2 separate regions of the Homo sapiens genome follow, and region 1 is linked to region 2. A link is a contact called in ENCODE Hi-C or POLR2A ChIA-PET data. All regions are on one chromosome and are shown on one strand. The core of a region is the stretch at or near the end of the contact, and the rest is flanking DNA. Distances in the headings are between cores, read along the strand shown. Region 1 has its middle 87 kb from the start of MIR4464. Region 2 overlaps LOC105377891 (a long non-coding RNA gene).

The links. Hi-C counts contacts between places; a loop is a spot of excess contacts on that map. ChIA-PET counts read pairs that join two places held with the same protein, here RNA polymerase II (POLR2A). Pooled maps may share reads with other maps.
Region 1: a loop to region 2 is called in a pooled map, with 5 times the contacts of the local background. The contact joins two enhancer-like sites. A Hi-C loop is called at or near these places in 7 of 168 maps with a recorded cell type or tissue (B cell, CD8-positive, alpha-beta T cell, K562 and 3 more), 1 of 37 single-sample maps with no recorded cell type and 15 of 50 pooled maps. POLR2A ChIA-PET finds 5 or more read pairs at or near these places in 11 of 52 experiments (A549, CD4-positive, alpha-beta T cell, H1 and 6 more).

What each region holds. Positions count from the first base shown.
Region 1 is chr6:90,396,808-90,402,974 of GRCh38, reverse strand. No RefSeq gene overlaps it. Among named protein-coding and RNA genes, the nearest start is that of MIR4464, 87 kb to the right of the region's middle. Within about 2 kb of position 4,459, at least 4 of the 41 ENCODE cell types and tissues checked have a DNase peak (open chromatin) inside an H3K27ac peak, as active enhancers do.
Region 2 is chr6:90,346,800-90,352,721 of GRCh38, reverse strand. All of the region lies in intron 5 of LOC105377891 (a long non-coding RNA gene), which reads right to left. Among named protein-coding and RNA genes, the nearest start is that of MIR4464, 37 kb to the right of the region's middle. Within about 2 kb of position 1,866, at least 4 of the 41 ENCODE cell types and tissues checked have a DNase peak (open chromatin) inside an H3K27ac peak, as active enhancers do.

The DNA of each region.
Region 1 (6,167 bases), core at 3,210-5,709, 48 kb before region 2:
AGAGGAAAAGGGGAAGGAAGGAAAAAAGGAAGAAAGGGATGGAGGGAGGGAGAAGGAAGGAAGGAAAGAAGGGAGGGAAGGAGGGAGGGAGGGAGGGCTGTGACCCAGGATGGCATGCTATACTTAGTCAGCCTAGCTGACTTTAGGAGGGCTACATCACAAATCATCTCCTCCCTCTTCCTGCCTCTCCACCTCCTGTCTCAACACACAGGCAGCAGTCCCACCAGCTCACACACACAGGGCCAAACAACCCAGGGCGTGAATGGCAAAGCTCTCAGAAAGCTCTGGTAGCCCACACCCCAGCTCCTGGGCTCCCAGGGCATGCCAGCAGGGTGCTAGGTCAGTCTCTACAGCTGCTTCGGAGTTAGCTTCTGGTCCTGGGCGGTCTTCAAAATTCAACCCAAGTGAGCTGGTTTAACACCTCCCCATAGGTTCTCAACTGCTCAATGAAGCCAACGCCGTGCCAGGAGCTTGATGGGGCTTCCCTCTCTTCTAAGAAATACTGCCCTTTCTCCCCAGGTTGAAACACTCCTGGTATTATGGTCAAGAGGAAGAGGGTGGGGCAGAGAGTGGTACCTTGTTTATCAGGCAGGATAGGCTAGTCTGCGCAACAGTATCAACCCCAAAACCTCAGTGACTGAAAAACAAGGTTTATTTCTCAGTCTCACTCCCTATTCATCACAGTTTGGCTGAAGACTCAATTCTGCATTGCTCTTTCTCTGGCACCCAGGCTAATAGAGCAACCACCACGTTCCTATGGTAGAAGGAAAAACAGGTGTGGAGGTTCTCAGGCTGATATTCAAATACTCCAGTCTGGACATAACATACATCACATCTGTGCACTGTCATTGGCTGGAATCAACACGTGGTCCCACACAGTCACAAAAGGTTCAGTAGTACAATCCTACCATGGGTAGGGAAGGCAAAGAGCTAGAAATAACGACCCCAGTCAGGAAAGGAGCCTTAGAGCTGTGACCCAATTATTCCTAAGCCCTGCTCCTCACGCACTGGTTGCCCTCCATTGAGGAATTGGCTGGTGGCCTAGCCCAGAGAAGCGGGGTTACTTACTAGTCAAATCTGATGCTGAAAAGGTGTCCTGTTTTATACTTTCTGATCAGAGGATTTCCACTTGTCCTTCAGTCGCAGCTCTCCTGAGAGGGACAGTCCTCAATGAGGATGGTGAGTGTCGGGGCAGTCCGGCGGGCCTCCCCGAAGACTCCAGCCCGGGGAGGTTAGCTTCCTCGCAACGGACCGCTGACTCCCACCAAAAGTCCAGCGAGGATAGCATTGAAATCAACAACCGAAACAATGCAGTTGGCTTGAGGATTCATTTTCTTTATTTAAAAAAATATTTTCAGCTGGGCGCGATGGCTCACGTCTGTAATCCCAGGACTTTGGGAGGCCGAGGCGGGTGGATCACGAGGTCAAGAGATCAAGACCATCCTGGCCAACATGGTGAAACCCCATCTCTACCAAAAATACAAAAATTAGCCAGGCATGCTGACATGTGCCTGTAGTCCCAGCTACTCAGGAGGCTGAGGCAGGAGAATCGCTTGAACCCAGGAGACGGAGATTGCAGTGAGCCTAGATTGTGCCACTGCACTCCAGCCGGGTGACAGAGGGAGACTCCGTCTCAAAACAAACAAACAAATGTTTTCCCCTATGTTATTTTAGGAATCAAGCAACATGGGAGGTGTTGAAGAGACAGCACAATCGGGCAGGGAGGAGGGTTGAAGAGCAGACAGGCTCGCTGGGAGAGCAGAGGACAGGGACGGGGAGAAAGGGTAGGAGGGAGAGGGCATCTGAGTGGAGACGATCAGAGGTCAACTGCTGTCCTCAAGCCCTTTTTCAAAGTCATCCCAGCTCTTTGAACGGCTCATTTGCTATGTAACAGCTGTTGATGTTTCTTTAAAAATGAATCTGAGGGTGTGTGGCTGGGCAGCAGGCACCCGCATCAAGAGGAGGACAAACAAGGTTCCTGGGCTGAGGATCCCACCCTGGGCAAAGCCTGTAGTGCAGAGAAGTGGTGGGAAACTTAGGGCTCAAAGAGGCAAACCTACGGGGAGCTGGCCATTTGCACCCACCCTTCCGATCCTAGTCAAAAGAGGGAGCAAGCTGAGGAAAAGTTAGAACTAGGCTTCTTTAAAGTAACAGATTAAGCACTATTTAATTTCTGGTCTAGAGCTCAAAGGAGTTAAACCAGGTGACTGCCACCAGATTTTCTTGATTCTGTGTTTGTTCCATAAGAAGCTATAGGTTCGATCCTGTGCAAGTTCTAGAACCTTCTGGAACCTGCAGAACCTATATGGGCAGTTGAAGTGAGTGGAGAAAGCAGGAATCTCAAGATACCTCAATCTAAAGACACCACTCCTTCCTCTCTCTTCACTGCCCTCACAAAAGCAGGTCCTCCACGCCACTGCTGCCTTCCCAGACCTCTGCACTCACACTAATGAAGCCATTTCTTTCTTGACTTCACTGTGCTCTTGGCCCAGTGACAGTGATCAGAAATAATCAGGCGCGATCAAGCCCATGCTACCCTGGACAGGGGGTAATATTTCCATCGAGGGCCTCCCTAGTGGCTTTCCCTCTCTGAGCAGCGGGGACATGGAGTGGCTGTCAAAACACCAAGGCAGGCCCAGGAAAGATGCTCATCTCCGGGGAGGAGAAGAGGTGACAGCCAGCGTGTCTTCAGCCAGGAAGGGGGATGATAGCACAGGGCAGTCCGCAGGGGCATGGCGGGCTGAGAAATCTTCCTGTGGCTGTGGAAATCTTGATAAGGTGGCAAGCGTGTTGTGCAGCGGTATCCTGAGGGCTGCCCGTCCTCCCACGCACCCATGGTGGGCAGGCAAGCTGCACGCTGTCATCGCCTAAGTCAGCAGCATTGGGCACACTTAATTACGGGGGAAGCAGAATCCAATTGCACTTTCTGTGCCAGCTCCTGACTTCACTTGCATCGTCATTTATTTTCCCTTTTTCATACCTCAGTGGAATAAATCTGAAAGATGTTTAGAGCTAAATTTTCACCAGCAGGTCTTCAGAAATGAATACAGGGATGAGGAATTTCATTCATTTATCCTTGCATTGGCTAAGCAAACATTTAATGAGTGCCTGTTGTATCCAGGTACTGTGCTTGGTGGTAGAGGGATTCTCAGATTTGTTTTCTAAGGTGAAAGAATTGGGATTTGGAGTCACTGATATTTTCCATGCTCATCACAAGGGAGAGGGGAGCTATAATATGTGGACATCATAATGAGATAAACTGGAAGTAATCAGCCTAGAAGACACTGTCTGGTTCCTGGAAGGTGAAGATTGAGATGCAGGTTCATAGGTGGGAAGCTCTGCCTTAGATCTGGGCTTTTGCGTTATTTCCATTAATGAGGCATAAGGTGGAAAGGTGGTGCCTCGCATCTGGGTCTGACAATCTTCTCAAATGCCCTAGAAGAAAGTCTTCCCTCCTATGGCCATTTCTCTTTCTCTTTTCTTTTGTTTGGAGAGCTTGTCAGAAAGAAGATTATACAGAGAAATACTGTTGATCATTGGGTCTCCTATGTCATGAAGGTAAATGATTGAGGATTTATTTTCCCTGCAGTTAGGAACCCCAAGCCAAGTCTGTAGGAGTCCTTTAAAGGATAGGGATTCAGACCCAAGTTTGTGTTTCTCCTAATGATACAAGATTGTTTTGAAAACTGACTGAAATGGATATTCCCGAACTCTTTGTCCTCCTTGCTAGAAAAGTCTACGTCTTCTTTGGCTGGTAAGACTAGGAAAGCAGCTCTCGTAGAGAGTTTGCAGATCATGAAATAACACAGCTACAGGGCTTTTCCAACTGGAGCCTAGAGGTTCCTGAGGTTCAGGGGCTTCTGGAAACATATACTTCCGACCTCTCTCCTGCTTCGCTTAACCAGAGAAGGTTCATGCTTAATATTCTTATATATATTAGTTTTCCTTTCTTAAGAGATCGCATCTAAAGAAAGGGTTTCTATACTGAGAGCTAGAGAGGAGAGAAAGAAGGAAGGTAGGAAGGCAGGAAGGCAGGAAGGAAAGAAGGAAGGTCCAAATCACATATTTAACAGAGGAGGAGACCAAGGCCCAGGAAGGCACAAGACTTACCAGGCTCATACAGCTTCCCAGAGCTAGCACTGGAGTGCAGGTGGACATCCTGCAGGGAACTTCCTGGATGCCAAGGCCTTTGAGTACTTTCACATATTTTTAGAGGGCATTTAATATGCTGAGTGTTATTTACTTTTAATTTAGCAAGTTCCAAAATGAACTTCTGTTGGGCCTCTACTGCTTTTGCTCTCTTCAATAGATTGTTGAGGGACAAAGCTCTATCTAAATGTCCCTATCTAACTGAAGAGAAAGACAATCCTGTTATGTTGAAGCTTAGAGGCTGTGATGAGCACCGCTTGTCACGCCCTTGTGGTGTCCTTGTTTGGAGAGGGGTGTTTGTAGAAGCAAGAGCATGAGAGAGGCAGTACAGTTTGCACTGATACAAACCCCCCTCCTCCACAATATATTAGAAGAAGAGAACCTCTGTGATGGGAGAGGAGGCAGAAGCTTGGACTAAGCCAACATCTATAATGAGAATGTCTCATTGAAACAAACTCTTTCCTTTTCAACACTACCTTGGTAGTCAACTTTTCCGTTGTTGCCCAGCTTTATCTTCCTGTCAGCATAAAAAATACCATCATAAGGTGAAATGTGTATGATATTCCCATAAATGCATACTGTCAGGAAGTTTCACTGCCATAAACTTGCCCTATCATTCCTCCCATTTCCTCCAGCTCTGTGCTTATATTCTGGTGCCTGGCAACCCTGTGCCTGCTGCAGTCACACACACAGGGGCAGGCAAGAGGTGAGAGCCTTGGGGAATCCCCTGCAAAAGGGCAGATCTGCCAAGGGCCGTTATCAGATGAGGGTGAGGGGTGTGAGGTGACTCAGACACTGTGAAAAGGCATTATTCATCTAGAACCCTACTTTCCTTTATGGTTCAGAAAACGTGCTCTTGAAATGCTATGTCTAAACAAAGTTCTGCAAATCAGGTCCTGTGTTACGTGGGTTGGAGAATCTTGCTACTCAAATGATTTCCTACAAAGCACCCTCTATCTACGAGACTTCATCCATTTGTTTGTTTATTTGTCCACTCAACAAATACATATTTATTCGGGACTTTGAGCAGGGCACTGGCTCAGGCATTGGGAATATGGGGGAAAATAAGATATGTCCCTGGGCTTATGAGCTTCAGATCATTACACAACTACTACAAGAGAGAAATCCAGAGGTTCTCATTGATCTTTTGCAAAATTGGATCTTCAAATGTAATTGCTTACAGCAGATTAGTAACTAAATAGAATTAGGTCCCTGGGTCAGCTTCCTCTCCTTCCTAGGCTCCTGTCAGCTGATTCTTCCAGAGCAGAATCTCCCACCTCTTCCTTCCAAAGTTGTAGTTTTAGTTTTACTTTGATCCAAGTTTTCTGTTGCTGCCTATTTGAAGTACAATGTGATCTGTTGAGCTTGGATCACAAACACATCTGGGAAAATTACTCTTTGAAGAAACAGCAGGAGATAAGAGCACCTAGTTTGAGCGAAAAGATCATTAGCAACGTCTCATTAACAAATATGTCTCTGCCTGTTTAGGGTCAGGTATCTAAAATCAGGTAGACAGAGCAATTAGCAGGAGGGAGGAGGAAAGATCAAACACTGAGGTTGATCCAACTGCTACTGCTGTTGCTGTCTGATCTCTCAGCAGCAGAAACAAACCCCAGGGCTGGATAAGATACCATGCCTGGAGGAGACCAAACAAACACTTGGTGCAAGTTGATTATATCAGATCCCGTCCACCTAGGACAAGAGCTGGGGCAGTAATTTGTCCTTATTAAGATTGATATACGTTCTGGGCCTGGATTTTACCTCCCCTGCCCACCATGCCTGGGCCAGGCCCACCATCTGAGTGCTCTCAGAGCTTCTGACTTGTTCACATCACTCATAACATTGCTTCAGACCCAGGGACCCACTCTATGGCAAGGGAGTGCAACAGTGGCTATACCTGCAGGACCCATTGTACTTTTTATATGCTGCACAAGCTGGAGGCTGCCAGCTTGAGAGTATCCAAAAACCCCCAAAAAGGCCCAGTCATCTTTCCAGATACACAGTATACTTTAGATACT
Region 2 (5,922 bases), core at 617-3,116:
AGATAGGCAAATCCATAGACACAGAAAGAATAGAGGTTACCAGGGGATAGAGGAGGAGGAATGGGGAGTTATTGTTTAATGAGTGCAGAGTTTCTGTTTGGCATGATGAAAAAGTTCTGGAAATGAATAGTGGTGATGGTTCCACAATATTGTGAATGTACTTAATGCCACTGAATTATAGACTTAGAAATTGTTAAAATGTTAACTTTTCTGTTATGTATGTTTTACTACAATTTTAAAAACCACATGTGATGTAGGGTTATTGATGCCATACCAGGGAGTGGGAGTTTGCCTACTATCCCCAGAGACAAATCTTGATCAGAAGGGAGGGCTATAAAAATGTTGCTCTAAGAAGACTGATCAATAGCCATGAGGCAGAGAAGCTTGAATCAATGCCAGGCACCAGACTAGGGTGTGAACTTTTAAAACAGATAGAATGTGTTAACTCTAAGAGCCAGACAAAGAAAGAATCAGGGGGATTTGTGATTATTGGATGGGGAGAGAGGTACTGGGGATGCCAGCCAGTTTTCATTATTTCAGCTTTTTTCTCCCTTACCAAATATTTGCTACAGTGTTTGATTTGTATTTTTCAACAAGCCAGATATCTCCTTCTTAATAGTACCTAACGTTACCTTTCTCAATTGCTACCATAGTTAGAACTAATCAGCCACAAAGTCTTTAAATTGTCAACCTCAGCCAACAGACAGTATTTCAACCATATGGGAAAAAGTGGGCAGTCATGACTCAGGCTAAGTGATTCTGCTTTTCTGAATGGAAAAAACGTTCCACGTTTTGATCTTGGCCAAGAATGTTACTGAATGCAACTCTGAGGTCTGTAAATAAACTTTTTTTGTGTGGTAATGCAATGTTTCCTATTGCATCAGTATATGCCATGTCAAAGAGGCAAATGTCAAACTCTCGGCTGATCAATATAAAGCTATTTTCCAACTTGTTTTTCAGGATCTTTTAAATTTCACTTTGTATGATTTCACAACCTTACTATTCAAATAATATTTTAAAATTTCAACATGTTAAATCTTTGTACAAAATCCAAAATGAAGTATATTCTTATATAAAAACTTAAATTCCTGCACAGTCAAAAATGGTTTATTGTTGCTTTCTATAAGCCTTAGATACATCTTAGCTGTGTTTTATTATCAGAGGGCCCCTGGTACCTCTTAACCACGAATGAAGTTAAAACAGTTAAACTGTTTACCCCACTAACGCCCCCATCACCACACAGTAGCAGAGAAGTGTCTTCCAACTTCATGAACTGAGGAAAGAGGGAGGTATGTTTTGATAACAAGGAGAGAAGTCCAACACCAGACTAGGTCAGTGCTAAAGAGATCGGCCTGATTAGGTGCTGCAGTGACAGGCTCTGAGCAAACCAGCAGAAACAGAAAGACAGTCAGAAGAGATGACAAGGAAGGTTGGATCTGATATGAGGAATGAGGTCTACTAAACATTACCTTTGCCTCCAGCAGCCCACATGTTACATGTGTAAGGGAAATCCTAGTGGGTGCCAATCAGACTCGATCAGCCTGACAGCTGGAGATGGTGATATTCCTCCTCAAAGCATCTATTTGCATCCACTGATGTATGCAGAACTTTGGGGGCCTTACAGGAAAAATACGTGAACCTTGTTGTATTAGTCTGTTCTCACACTGCTATAAAGAACTACCTGAGCTGGGTAATTTATGAAGGAAAGAGGTTTAATTGACTCACAGTTCCTCAGGCTGTACAGAAAGCATAAAGCATGGTTGGGAGGCCTCAAAAAACTTACAATTACGGCAGAAGGGTGAAGAGGAAGCAAGTATGTCGTCATCTGGTGGCAGAGGAGAGGGAGGGAGGGAGGAAGAGAGAGAGAGTGAGAGAGAGAGCACAAAGAGGGAAGTGCCACACGTGTTTAAACCAACAGATCTCATGAGAACTCACTCACTATCACAAGAACAACAAGGGGGAAATCTGCCCCCATGATCCAATCACCTCCCAGCAGGTCCCTCTTCCAACACTGGGAATCACAATTCAACATGACATTTGGTTGGAGACACAGAGCCAAACCATATCACTTGTCCATTTCAAGCAAATACAGATACATTTATTCCCCAAATATTTATTGAGTTCTTACTGCTGTGCCAGACACTATAGAAGGTGCTAGGAAGACTGAGAAGACAAGGACCCTGCCCTCAAGGAACTTACAATCTTAGTGGAAGAGACAGCAATAAATAGAATAACAAATACATAAGATAATTAATATTGTGATAACTACAATGAAGGGAAAAAACAAGGGTGAGGCCACTTCAGACTGGGTGTTCAAGGATTGCCTTAGAAGAGGGTAATATCTGAGCTTAATCTTCAAGGATGAGAAAGGGCCAGCCAGTCTCCCCTAGAAGGTCAAGCATTCCAGAGGTGGGAGAACAGAAGGCAGAGTAGCTGAAGCTGGTGAGGTGGGTTTGTGGAGCTGGCAGAAGCTAAGTCTTGCAGGGCCTCACAGACCATGTTAAGGAGGGGATCAGAAGCCGCTGAAAAGTTTTAATCAGGGAAAGACATGATATGATTTACACTTCTGAAAGATCATTCTGGCTGCTGTAAGGAGAATGCAGGTAAAAGTGGAAGTAGATTAGTTAGGAAGCCAAAGTGATAGTCCAAATAAGTGATGATGATGGCTCAGACCAAGAAAGTGGTTCTCAAAGTGGGGCCCCTGGACCAGCAGCAGCAGCATCCAGCAACTTATTATAAACGCAAATTCTCAGGCCCTACCCCAGACCCACTGAATCAGAAACTCTGAGAGAGACCAGGCACAATGGCTGGCACCTGTAATCCCAAAACTTTAGGAAGCCAAGGCAGGAGGATCACTTGAGCCCAAGAGTTCAAGACCAGCCTGGGCAACATACTGAGACCCCATCTAGACAAAAATAAGTGTGATGGTTCACACCTGTAGTCCCAGCTACTCAGGAGGCTGAGACAGGAGGATTGCTTTACTCTGGGAGGTCAAGGTGGCAGTGATCCGTGATCTTGCAAATGCACTCTAGCCTTATTTTTAGAGACAGAGCCAGACCTTGTCTCTAAAAATAAGTTTTAAGAAAGAAACTCTGAGGATGAGAGCCAGAGATAGGTATATTAACAACTCCTCCAGTTGATTATCATGTACCCTAAAGCTTGAGAACTTCTGGACTAGGGGTATGGAAATAGAGAAGGGCAGAAGTGAACTGTGGTGGAAGTAAATGTTGATGGTTGAACTTGGTAATGTGTTGAATATGAAGGATGAGCTCACTATCAAAGCCAGAACTAAGGACTCCAGCTTAACCAGCAATGAGAGCAAGAGGCTAACTCAGAATAACAGTGCAGGCATATGAGTCCCTGTCTTGGACTCTTTGAAAGATGAGGAAGAAGCATGATGGAAGTTTGCCTTCACTGTCCAGCATCTGGCCGCTCTTCCTTATTCAGAATATCACCAAGAGTGTAGGTCCTAGTGGGAGACACAGCCCCATCTGTCCCTCTGTAAAAGTTAAAAGGGGCTGAGTTAAACAATAAAAGAGTTAAAATGTCCCCCATTTATTTATTTATTTTCTTTTAGAGACAGTGTCTTGCTCTGCTGCCCAGTCTTGAATGCAGTGGTGCTATCAAAGCTCACTGCACCCTCAAACTCCTGGGCTCAAGCAATCCTCTCCCACCTCAGCCTTATAAGTAGCTAGGTGTACAGGTGCACACTGCCTCACTTGGCTAATTTTTAAAATGGTGATGAGGTCTCACTACATTGCCCAAGCTGGTCTTGAACTCCTGGGCTCAACGGATCCTCCTTCTGTAGCCTCCCAAAGTGCTGGGATTACAGGCATGAGCCAGGACACCCAACCTTGATTTCCCTCCTGTAATTCACTACAATCCAGGGCTTACGAAGATGACCTAGACTCAGTCAATCAGATGCCCACGTAAGACTTTGGCTCTGGAAGGAGTTTATTCATGGCTATGACAGTGGAGTCAAGGGTTCATTGGGAAGGATGGATGACATGAACTTGGCTGTTATTTTCCCAGCCAGTTTTCCCACACTTCCCATCCATGTATGAGCAATTAGATATGCTTCTGATAGACTCCTTTTCTGCCAATTTACTAGATTTTTCATCCAAGCTCTCTGGTCAAAAGAAGAACTCTATGGAGACTATGTGTACATGGGAGCTCAGAGTTCTTAATATCTGGGTGCTAATTTTTATGTGGTGGTATTTTCACTCACAGGCTGCAGCAGCCAGAGACATTTGGGTTGCAGGTAGCTAAAGACCACAGCTTCTGGCAGTTGCTTCCCTGGACACAGTCAACCGGCAACCGAGACTTTAAATAACAGAGATTTCCTTTTCTTTCCAAAGCCTTTTGACCTTATCTCCTCATATTCGAGCCTATTGCCCATGATACTGGTCACATTGTAATGGTCTCCCCATAATCTCTGGCCTCCTCCACTGCAGAGGGTGATCCTAGAGCATGGCCCTGACCATGCCATGCCCTTAGCAAGCACCATTCACACAATGTTCAGAATAAAATCCAAACTATTTAGTTTGGTATTCAAAGTCCTACACAATTTCATTTCTACCTATTTTCCCTAACATACCTTTCTGTACTTTCCAACACACAGCTTATGCTTAAAATAGTTTGGTCTATTCACTGTGCCCTGGGCATGTGTCATGTATTCCTATTCTCCTCTCCTCCCCTCTTTCTCTCCAAATCCTTCCCACCCCTCAAGACCCATGTCCATCCCCACCTCTCTTGGGCAATACTTCTTGCGCTTAGCCACTATGATCTCTCCTCCTCTAAATGTTTAAAACCCATAATGCCCATGCCAGTCATCTGATGCTCAGTAGGCACTGCCTGATAGGTTTTCCTTTTCTTGGGCGTGTGCCTTATTGCATCAACCAGATGATAAACCCATTTAGAGCAGATGCCACACTCTACACAATGACTCCCTGCTATGATTACCCAACTTCTATATACTAGACTAGCTCATGGAACATGATTCAGAACAGGATGGAAACATGGGTCAGCAAGGATATAATAAACAGGTCTCCTTGCCTGCCCTACTCATGGCCCCTTCTGGAGAATCTAGTCTGCCAGGTTACCTAGAAAGAGCATCACTCCCTACCCCATAACCACCCTCCCCATCTCCTCCAACCATGGCTGAGTGTACCAGGGTTAGACATCTAACCCCAAAGCAGCTGCTCCAATGTGAAGCAACACGTGATCTGGACTGATCAGTCTTCTCCTTATAACAATTTGCCCAGGAGACACAGAGACTGTCATCAATTGCCAATGACTACTGGAGCTTGGAAATCATGAGACTAAGGTGGACTGGGAGCTGCGTGGGAGGAAGTGAGCAAGATGAGTATGCAGAGGAAGCAGGTTTAGGAGAAAGGATGAAGATTTTCAGAGACAGAGATCTCTGTAGCTCCTGAAGATAAAGAGAATGGCTTAGCTCCTGGTGGCTTTCTGGTTCTCAGGTCCAATCTTTCACAGGGACTGATTGCATATCCTGTCCATGAGATTTCTCTTTAACATTTCAGGAAATTGGAGCTAGCTTGAATAGCTTTCTGCTCCTTCTCATCCCCCACCCCGCCGCCCTTTTTTTTCCATCAAAGGAACCGTGACTAGAAAGAGGCACCACAGGCTGATAATAATTCTCACCCTCCATTCTTTATACTCTTCCCAGGGTCCTGCCCCTTCTCTTCTCCTAGGGCTGTCACAGCAAAACGTGACTACTAAATTCCTAATGTGGAGAATCAAGAATCAATTGCTCGAATGCTGTCAAAAATGACATTCAAGTTTGAGTGACAATGATGTCTCTGGTCCTGTCCCTATCCACTTCTCTATTTTTAGTTCTGTTCCTACTATCTGAAATTACAATGCCTGGTGCTTAAGCAATTGCCAGGAGTTATTTAACAA